Regions from separate parts of the Mus musculus genome. Here region 2 is linked to region 1. Evidence: chromatin loops called from intact Hi-C (ENCODE). Cell type or tissue: left cerebral cortex. All regions are shown on one strand. Region 1 overlaps Asxl1 (additional sex combs like 1). Region 2 overlaps Nol4l (nucleolar protein 4-like).

Evidence for each region. Peaks named below come from ENCODE experiments on the same cell type or tissue, not always from the same donor. Only the 100,000 strongest peaks of a DNase experiment are listed, where the experiment ranks them.
Region 2: it touches region 1 in a loop (1.9-fold over the local background); 8 of 42 quality-filtered maps call a loop at or near these places.

What each region holds. Positions count from the first base shown.
Region 1 is chr2:153,349,654-153,354,653 of GRCm38, forward strand. It overlaps Asxl1 (additional sex combs like 1), which reads left to right. Exons shown (of 13, transcript NM_001039939.2): 2 at 2,536-2,618; 3 at 4,997-4,999. Among named protein-coding and RNA genes, the nearest start is that of Asxl1, 6.3 kb to the left of the region's middle. In left cerebral cortex, a CTCF peak has its summit at 2,884 (motif pointing right); no DNase peak of the experiment used is centred here; H3K27ac peaks cover 558 bases.
Region 2 is chr2:153,408,689-153,413,688 of GRCm38, forward strand. It overlaps Nol4l (nucleolar protein 4-like), which reads right to left. Exons shown (of 11, transcript NM_001134300.2): 11 at 1-3,141. The coding sequence ends at 2,924. It also overlaps the pseudogene Gm14472. Among named protein-coding and RNA genes, the nearest start is that of Asxl1, 65 kb to the left of the region's middle. In left cerebral cortex, CTCF peaks have their summits at 2,270 and 4,103; a DNase peak (open chromatin) is centred at 2,098; H3K27ac peaks cover 385 bases.

The sequences.
Region 1 (5,000 bases):
TTCCCTTTGAAGTATCCTGGCTTGGGAGATTACTTTTACTGTGGAACAATGGGTTCACTGAAAAAGAGATTTGACTCTGCTGATATAGATTAGGGAGTGCTTCCAGAGGGAAGGTAGTTTCTGATCTGAGCCTTGAACAGTTAGTGAGATGTAGGTAGGCCTGTCACAGAGGCAGAAGCTGATGAAAAAAACATGGCTGAAGGAGGAGAGAAAAACTACATGGGTGTGAATATATTTGCAAAGTGTGCAAATGGGGTGAAACAAAGAGGAATTGCAGGTATGAAGATGTGTGGGTCGGTGAGGCAGTCTTGCTGGGGGGCAGATAGGTTATTGAGAGGCTTTGTGTGCCCAGCTTCTGGGCACCTACGGGTGCTTACTCAAGTTCTTTTCAATTTGAAAAATGACCCTGAGAGGAAAGTCTTAATACTTGAAGAGTGAGAGATTCCCCCTTTGGCTCAGGTTGGATAGGTACATAGGTACTTGCTTCAGTTTGGAAGAATAGAATTGAAATCTTATCCTGTCTTATTCTAAAGCCTGCACTTTAGTGGCTGGCTGGGTTCTGGAAACATACTTTCTGCTGCTTATGGAGAGACAGAGTTGCTGAAGATGATTTTGAAATAGGAACATGAAGGTAGACTGTGTGGTCTGCTACAAGGCAGGTTCCGTGTGGTTTTAAGTGAGGGATAATCACAAACAGGAATGGATTTGAGAACAGGGCTGGACTCAAGGATATAATTGAAAAAGCTGTTGTGTTGGGTCACTGGCTGTGGTAGTGAGCCAGGTAGATGAGAGCGAAGGGTGCTACATGTGTGTTGTTAAATTAGGTGCCAATTAAGGTAAGGAATGTAGGGAGAAAGGGTAGGGATGGAGGGGGAGATAAAGGAGAGTTGCTCAGGTGAATTAGAGTTGAATGAGTTAAGAATGGACAGTTAGACTGATGAGTCATACAGAACTACTTGACTCTGAAGCTTGGGAGAAGTCGGGTAGAGGTAGATAGGGTCGGAGTCATCAGGGTTAGAAGCAGCACTAGTAACTGACAAGAGCAGTGTCAAAATGAACAGAGAGGCTAAGGAGGAAAAAGGGGAGGTTTGCTTTAGTATTTCCTTCTCCAAACTCTGACTTCCTTTAGTGATAAGGTCTGTTGTAGCCTTCCTTTGGAACTTCCTGCCTGCCCACCCCACCCCCATCCCCCTTTAATAAGTGACAGAACTTGGGTGTTACACTTGTTAGCTTGGAGTGCCTGCAGCAGCTGCTCAGGTGTCGAAAGTGAGATAATGAAATGACAACGTTCTTTTCCTGTTAGAGGAGCATTTCTGAAACAGCTCAACTTTGTGAAGATTGCTGAGGAAGTACATTAGTTACAGACCTAGTTACTGATGGACTAACACAGGCAGGAAATTAGGTTCCTCATTGTTATGTGAGTCACAGAGAAAACTTACAGCATCGTGTTGTCGAGTGACAAAATGTACTGTGGCAGTTAACCCCAGAATTTCATGGTTTAATGGGAAAGAACTGAAGCTGGGCATGGCTCACACTTGTAATCCCAGCACTTGGTAGACAAAGGCAAGCGGGTCTTTGTAAATTTGAGACTGACCTAGTCTACATAGTCAGTTGCATGTCAGATGGGACTGCATAGTGAGACTGTATTTTAGAAAAACTTCATATATACACACATACCCAGATGAGATAAGGGAATTAGTCAAAACTTTTTTTTGGAGGCTAGTTTTTATTATGTAGCCTGGCTGGTCTTGAAGCCACAGAAACCTGCTTCTGCTGGGATTAAAGGCATGCGCCACCACACATGGCCTTGGAAGGTCCTTGAGTAAATTTCAATCTTGTCATGTATTTTGCAGAAGTTTTTTGTTGTTTGTTTTGTTTTGTTTTGAGACAGGCCTCATAAGAGGTTGCCCTGCCTTCTGAGTGCTGGGATTAAGGGCATGTGCCACTGTTGCTCAGTTACAGTCTATATTTAACGACATTAAACTATGCAGTTTCCAGAGCTGCTAAGGTCTTATATATTATTACACATTGATGTTAAAGTAGCTGTCCTTAGAATTGAGAATTAGAATATTTTCATGTAATTGTGGCTTTTTTTCCCCCTAATTGCAGTGAACTTTCAGTGTACTGCTAAGAGTGTGATTTGAATCTGAAGTAATTGTTTTAATGCCATGTTGGGGCTTTGCACTTCTGCCATCGAGCCATATCTATAGCTCCAGAGTCATTTTGATAGTGGTAAATCTCTGGGGCTGGAGAGATGGCTCAGCGGTTAAGAGCACTGACTGCTCTTCCAGAGGTCCTGAGTTCAAATTCCAGCAACCACATGGTGGCCAACAACCACCCATAATGAGATCTGATACCCTCTTCTGGAGTGTCTGAAGACAGCTACAGTGTACTTACATATAATAATAAATAAATCTTTTAAAAAAGAAAAAGATAGTGGTAAATCTCACCTGTCACTGACAGCTCCTCATAGCAGGCCATGCTACAGACTAATGAACGTTTCACACTGAAATCAGAACGTTTCTGTTTTCTCAGGTGTTAGAAAACTACTCAGATGCTCCAATGACACCAAAACAGATTCTGCAGGTCATAGAGGCAGAAGGACTGAAGGAAATGAGGTTTGTATTGCTCTTACTGTTTAAATGACATATGTGCCTGTGAGAGTCATCTGTTGGTCTATCTGTGGTTGTGTATGTAATGGTAGTGTATCTGGTGTGTATTTTGAGGGTGGGAGTGGAGTGGGTAAACATCTGTTTGTTTACATCAGAAATACAGTCTTTCACAAGACCTTACCTAGGTCTTGACTTACAGCTAGAACTGGGTTCTTCTTTTCTTTTCTTTTCTTTCCTTTTTTTTATTTACATGAGTACGCTGTAGCTGTCTTCAGACACACCAGAAGAGGGCATCAGATCCCATTGCAGATGGTTGTGAGCCACTATGTGGTTGCTGGGAATTGAACTCAGGACCTCTATCAGTGCTCTTAACCGCTGAGCCATCTCTCCAGTCCGGAGTTCTAACTTTCTAATACAGTTTTGTTTTTTTGTTTTTGTCTTTTTTTATTTTTATTTTTATTTTTTTATTTTATTTTATTTTTGGTTTTTTGAGACAGGGTTTCTCTGTGTAGCCCTGGCTGTCCTGGCACTCACTCTGTAGACCAGGCTGGCCTCAAACTCAGAAATCCGCCTGCCTCTGCCTCCCAAGTGCTGGGACTAAAGGCGTGCGCCACCACGCCCGGCTCGTTATTTTGTTTTTTAAGGTAAGGTCTCATTGCAGCTTTACCTTCTCGTAGACTCTTGTTTTCAAGTTTTGGTAATAGAGAAGGAACAAATATATATATTCTTTTCTCTATACTCTTTATACACAGGCCTGAAGTCTTTTCCTTTCTGATCCAAGAAAAATGGTCTCGGTGCCATTACACCCTCTATCTATCTACTCACTAATTTAGTCATTCACTCCTGTTTCTAAGTCTCTTGCAGCCCAGGTGGCTTCCAAATTGCTGCTCAGCTGAGGGCTTGCCTTGAATTCTGATCCTCATGTTTCTACCTTGCCATCCACAAGTAGCTAATTTAGCCAGTTGTGATGCAAATATACTAAGGAGTAATTTGTGGAATTTGATACAATGTAGTTTTCCTGGAGAACAAAAAAATACAGAAGTAATTGGAGGCATAAAAACCAGGGGTGCCTTTAATTCGGTTCTTTTCTCATCATTATACCAATTTCTCCTTTTTTACTTTTTTTTATTCATCTATATCTGTCTATCCATTTATTTTTTTTGAGACAGGATTTCCCTGTGTAGCACTGACTATCTTGGAATTTATTCTGTAGACCAAGTTGACCTCAACTCAGATCTACTTGCCTCTGCCTCCCAAATGCTTGAGTTAAAGTCATGTGCCACCTCTACCCAGTGAAAAAAACCTTTTTATTGTTATTGTGTGTGTTTTACACTAGTGTATGTCTAAATGGTGTGCATTTACTGCCTATGGAGGCCAGAAGAGGGCATTGGGACAACTGGAACTGAAATTACATACAGTTGTGAACTGCTAATGGGTACTGGAAATTTGAACCCAGGTCCTCTGGAAGAGCAGTTAATATTGTTCTTTTTTTTTTTTTTTTTTGGTTTTTCGAGACAGGGTTTCTCTGTGTAGCCCAGGCTGCCCTGGAATTCACTGTAGACCAGGCTGGTCTCGAACTCAGAAATCCACCTGCCTCTGCCTCCCGAGTGCTGGGATTAAAGGCGTGTACCACCACGCCTGGCCAGTTAATGCTTTTAACACCACTGAGCCACTACCTCAGCTATTTCCCCACCCACCTTTCTTTTTAATGTGAGCGAGGAAGGGGGAGTCCATAGAGTAGCAGTCCTTTTTTGGGGCTTGGAACAAACAGCATTTTGTCTGTGGTGGATATTGCATACATGCTTATGTATGTGCAGGGGCGTGGCGTGTGTTAGATCAGAGGACAACTTTGGATGTCATTCTTCCTTGCTTTTTGAGAAAAAGGGTCTCTTATGGGACCTACTGCTTGCAAATTGGGCTGTGCTGGTTTGCTACCAAGCCTGTCTCTGTCTCCCCAGCACCAGGACTGCAGGCGCCTGGCTACCATGCCTGCTCTAGGTTTTTTTTTTTGTTTGTTTGTTTGTTTGTTTTGTTTTGTTTTTTTAACATGTGGTTTTTGGGGTGTGAAGTCTGGTCTAAGTGTTTGCTTGAGAAGCACTTTATTGAAGGAGCCCTAAGCCCTAATTTCTCCTCAGCCCTAAGCAGTTAGTGTATTATATTGCTAATCACATTGTAGGCATTTAAAGTGAGAAGTTATTTCTCAGGTTGCATATTCTTTAGCTAATGTATTGTGGGATGGGATGCTTGGGGTTGCCTCCAGCCTATCTATTTGACTGTAGCTATGCACTTTACAGTGTGATAATTATGCTGTGTTTTTCCTCCCATGTGCTCTTCTCCGTCATCACGCTGATGTCTTCCCTGCTGCTGGATAACTCTATCAATAGAAGG
Region 2 (5,000 bases), 59 kb after region 1:
AACCCTCTGAGTTCAAAGCAGCATTTTGAGAATGAACTGGTAGTTAATCCTATAACCACCTGTGGAGTCATTTGTGGCCCTTGAGAAATAGGGAGGGACAGATGGGTTCCACCTGTTCAAAGTCCTCCAAGACCCTCCTGGCCCTGCCTGCCTCTCCCCAACACCGTCCTTGGGAATAAACTGTCCATTTGTTGAGTGGTGAGAGGAAAAAAAAATGCTTTCAGATGGGTCCTGTATACTATCCCTGGTCTAACAGATGATCATCCACCACTTCTCTTGATAGCCTGCAGGGATCTGCCTGTAAGGACTCGGGGGTGAGGGGGGGTGCATCCTGCACTGGCATGTTCACTATGACTTGAGATCACCAATGACTACTGTGTGCCTGAGGCTTCCATCACACTGCAGTGGCTGCAGGACAAGGCTTTGGGAAGCTCCTCCTGGGAAAAGGCGGGCCACAGTCAGGAAGGGAGGCTTGACGCTGCATCTTTTAAAACAAAAGGAAAACAGAACAAGTTCCCTGACTTAACTAGGTAATGGAATCCTGTGTCCACACTGACTTGCTCCTGGTATGGCTGCTCTGAGGCTTTGGAGACCACTTCTCTGGGAAGAAGCCCAGGTCAGCATGCCAGCATCTACTACTGTCCTGCAGCCCCTCTGGAAACCATCAGCACTGGCATTGGTTTTATTTCTCTTGAAAGCAAAACACATGGAACCTATGCTCACACCGTACTCTAGGAGCAGGCTGCTAGTGGCTGGTCAAGACTGCTTGCAGTTAGAAAATACCACTTAGATATAGATTATGCTCGTCCTTACAGATGTGTCCTGTGGGGATAGAGGGAGGAGCCCCTGCCTAGTCTCTTCTATCTTCTTCCAAAAATGCAAGCCATTTGTGTCTAGCTTGGGTACTGCCTCTGGGAGCAGACAGAATGCGGTAAGCAATTGATAACAGAAATTCTAGGGTGGCGATTGTCTCTGCCAATTTTCAACATTTTCACAAATTGCCTGGAGTAACATTTTGCAAAAAGATCTACTGATTACTTTGTAGTATTCACACACAAAAATAAATATTTACACAAATTCAAACATCCAGGAGTCCTACTGAGCAGGTGGGGAACTGGGCACATGTTTGGCCAGCTGTGGGGAGGCCTGGGCACTGGAGTTTGTGCTGTATGAAGGGGCTCAGGTGTCCTGGCCCAGTCCAGAGGCCTGGTGAGCGGGCACATGAAGGCAGAGGTGGTGTGGCTGGGTAGGCATTGTAGGCCATGTGAAAGACCACATTTAACCCCAGTGTGGAAGTGTGCAGGGTGGGGAACCCTGCCTTACAGCCCTGAATCTGAACAGGTAGGGTATCTGCACTGGCACTGCTTGCCTACCTGTTTGAAGGGTAGTCTGTCAGGCTGCCACAAGCAGTCCCTGCCATAGACCAGTTTGGGAAGGGGCACTCGCTCTGGGACCAAGAGTGGCTCTTTGTGGTTAGCTTAGTGTCCACTCAGCCCTGGCTCCCTTGAGGCCTCCTAGCTCTGAGGGAAGAAAGGCAACAGGGCTTCTGCCATCTCTGGGCAGGGGCAGGCAGCAGAGTGCTGCTGTCATGGCTACGGAGTGTTGAGGGAGAGGCCCCCTGGCCTGCTGAGGTCTGGGTGAATCCCTGGTTTTAGCAGCACTGGTAGGTATTGCACAGAGCAAGAGGAAGTGCCTGTCAGGGAGGAAGGAAACCAGGTCAGCTTTTTCTTGTCCCTTGTCACACTCCAGGGACTAGGTTTCTTACAGGACAGGCCTTTCCAGAAGAAAGTTTGATCTTAGGAGAATGCAAGTAGTTCTGCACTTCCACCAACGATCTGATCCCTCTACTCCCATCGTGAGGTGAGGAGTGGAAACCATAATTCACCCTTGGGCACACAGATGCCTGGCCAAGAGAAGTGGCCCCTCAGCAGGTTACCTGGGGGCTGTGTGGGACCTGGACCAGCTCCAGACACACTATCCTGTCAAGCATCTCCAAGAGCCCAGGCTATGGCAAGCTGCTGGTTTTAAGGGCCAAGCCCCTCTGGGCTCTGGCTCCTGGACACTGGGTCTCATTTACCTCCCAGAAGATAGCTACATTGTGTGGGAGTTGGGGGAGACAGCCGTTCAGAACACACTTGGAGCACGTCCTGGAAAAGCCCACGCTGGAGTGTGAGGTAGAGTACAGGTGACCGTGTGACTGGGACTCTGTCGGATGGGATGGGTGGCTGCTTTTGTTTGTAGTGAGTGTTGGTGAGGTCCCTCTGTTTGGCAGTGTCCCTGTGGCAGCACTGGGATCTGCAACAAGACAGCCTAGTGGTGGAGTGTGGTGGCCTTCCCAAGGGTATGCTGGGCACTCGGGACAGTGAGCTGGCCCCCAACTCTGCTGGCCCCCAGCTCACATCAGTGTAGTGATATGGAATGTTAGGTACAGGGATCCATCCTTCTGATTAGACAGACACAGACTGGCAATCTGTACAAACACAAAAGAATCCATTTCAGAAAAATAAATTACTAAGGGGAGAGAAAGGGTCCACTTTTGCTCTTCTCAATAAATATGCAATTCTGCTCACCTAAGACTTGAAAGGTAATTATGGGGGGGGGGAGTTCTAACATCGTGGTCCACAAAGGTGATTCTAAATAGAGCTGTAGCCCCTGTGCCTTTTCAGGGGAACCTCAACCCTTTTAGAGCTGCCCCACTGGCCTCTTTCCAAGCAGGTCAGAGCACCCATGTGGTGAAATTAAAAAAAAAAAAAGAAAAGAAAAGTGTCCTTGTGCCCAAAGTCTCAGATGCTTGGAGTGCAGCTAGAAACAGCTCTTTTGGATCCCACCTCTTTCAGAAAACAGTGTACCAACTGGTGAGGCAGGAAGCTGGGTCCAGGCTGGGACAGCCTCCTGGCGTCGTGCACTCTGGGGGCCAGCAGGGTCAGTTCTGCTGTAAAATGAGGTTTTCCAGTTCATCTGCAGAACGCAGCAGGAAGGCTGCAGACTCTCGATAGCCTGCGATGAGCTGCCGCACAGCACTGATCTCCGTGGGGCTAAGCTGGGCTGTGGGCATGGTCCTGCTGGTGCTGTTGCTGGAAGGGGTAGGCGTGGGAGGAGTTGGGGTAGAGGCCCCGCCTTTCATGCTGAGGTCTGTGGGCCCTGTAGAGAGGGAAAGATGATTTAGAGTCTAAAGTTTAGAGGAAGCTGAAGCCCCTGCCTGCATCTGGGCATAGATTTGGAAGCCCTGGTCTATATCCCCAATGGCTATATTCCCAGTATTTAGAATGGGGCTTTGACATGGCAAGGGTTCTAGGCTAAGCTTTATTGTTAACCATATGACAGGCAAAAGAGAGGTGGAGAATTCTACCCAAAATCACATGGCAAGTGAACAATGGAATAAGGAGGCATGCATCAAAAACAAGGGCTTTGGTATCAGGCACAGCACAGTAGGCTTCCAACCTAGCTTCCTGCCTCTACCTATGCCGCCCATCAGACATACATCCCAGCTCTGGCTGCGGCTGAGGAAGAGGCACCTTGAGCCACAGAAATGTCTCCTATTAACTCCTGAGCCCTGCCGCTCTTCAAGGGGTAGTCATGGTTGGAACAGGACTAACAGTCCCAGGAAGCAACTGTGCTCCAGGCACTGTGAGAAAGAGCTGTTGGCATGTTTTGGAGGCAGTAGCATGGATGGGCCTTTTCCCCAGAAGGTTGAGAGGGGAGGCTACCATCCCGGTCTGGAGAGGCAGTGAACACCCTGCCCCTAGAGGGTTTACAGGTGCTTGTGGATGGAAGAGAGGCAAGGCTTGCTTTGCCTCAGCACCTCAGCTCTTCTTCCTCTGAGGAGTTTCACTGTCCCAAGTGAGGAGGCTGACGCTTCTGGGACAGAAGGGCTCAGAAGAGGACAGAATAGTCTGCTGTCTGTCCTCCACTGGCTGACTGTGGCAGAACAAACACACACACAAAACAACCAAACCCAAGCTCTTAAGATCCCTGGGGAGAAGGGGACTACAGCCACCTCTTTGCCCCATTAGAAGCTCCATGGAGTAGGCTGCCAGCACTCGAGTTGAGCAGGTGTATGCTCGAGTCCTTCTCTGCCACCTCATGGGCAATTTCAGAACTTCTTCGAGCGAGCTTCTGATTCCAAAACAAAGCAGGGAGCCGCTTCTTGGGAACAGGAGCTTCCATAAAGCTTGGGGAAGCCCAGATAGCCCAGCAGACAGGCGTTTCAGCCTTCTTGAGAACTAGCTGCAGAGCCTACCAGGAGAGGCACCTCAGCTGGCCTACTGGACATGGAAGTAAACTCCCACTAGACATGGAAGTGGCAGAGCTTGAAAGGCCTTGTAAGTATTAATCCCAGCACTCGGGAGGCAGAGGCAGGCGAATTTCTGAGTTCGAGGCCAGGGCTATACAGAGAAACCCTGTCTGGGGGGGGCGGGGGGGGAGGAATGAAGAGAGCTGGGGAATGAATGAGAGGCCTTGGTGACCCCTTGCCACAGCAGATAGTTCACTTTCCTGGCTGTAGCCCCTTTTTCCTGAGTCCCCTACCTGTATCCTTCAACCTGGAGGCCATCTACAGGAATATATGTTGTTCTGGGCCTACTTCCCTGTAGGTTTTGATGACCAGGCTTGTTCATTGCTGCATTTACATGGCTGTATTAGAGATGGACAAAACCTTGTCTTTGGAGACATCTACACTAGAAGTAACATCTAAGGATAAATTGTGGAAACAACTGTTGCTAAAGGAAGTCAGCACAGCTCTTTATTGGGAAAAGAAGTTGGCCTCTGTGGTTGTACTGTTGTTGTTTTTTAATTTTAATTTTTATGTGCATTGGTGTTTTGCCTGCATGTGTGCCTATGTGAGGGCGGCAGATCTCCTGGAACTGGAGTTACAGACAGTTGTGAGCTGCCATGTACGTGCTAGGAATTAAGCCCAGGTATTCTGGAAGAGCATCCAGTGCTCTTAAAACTGCTGAGCCATCTCTCTAGCCCCTGACTGGACAGTTCGTAAACACAGTTAT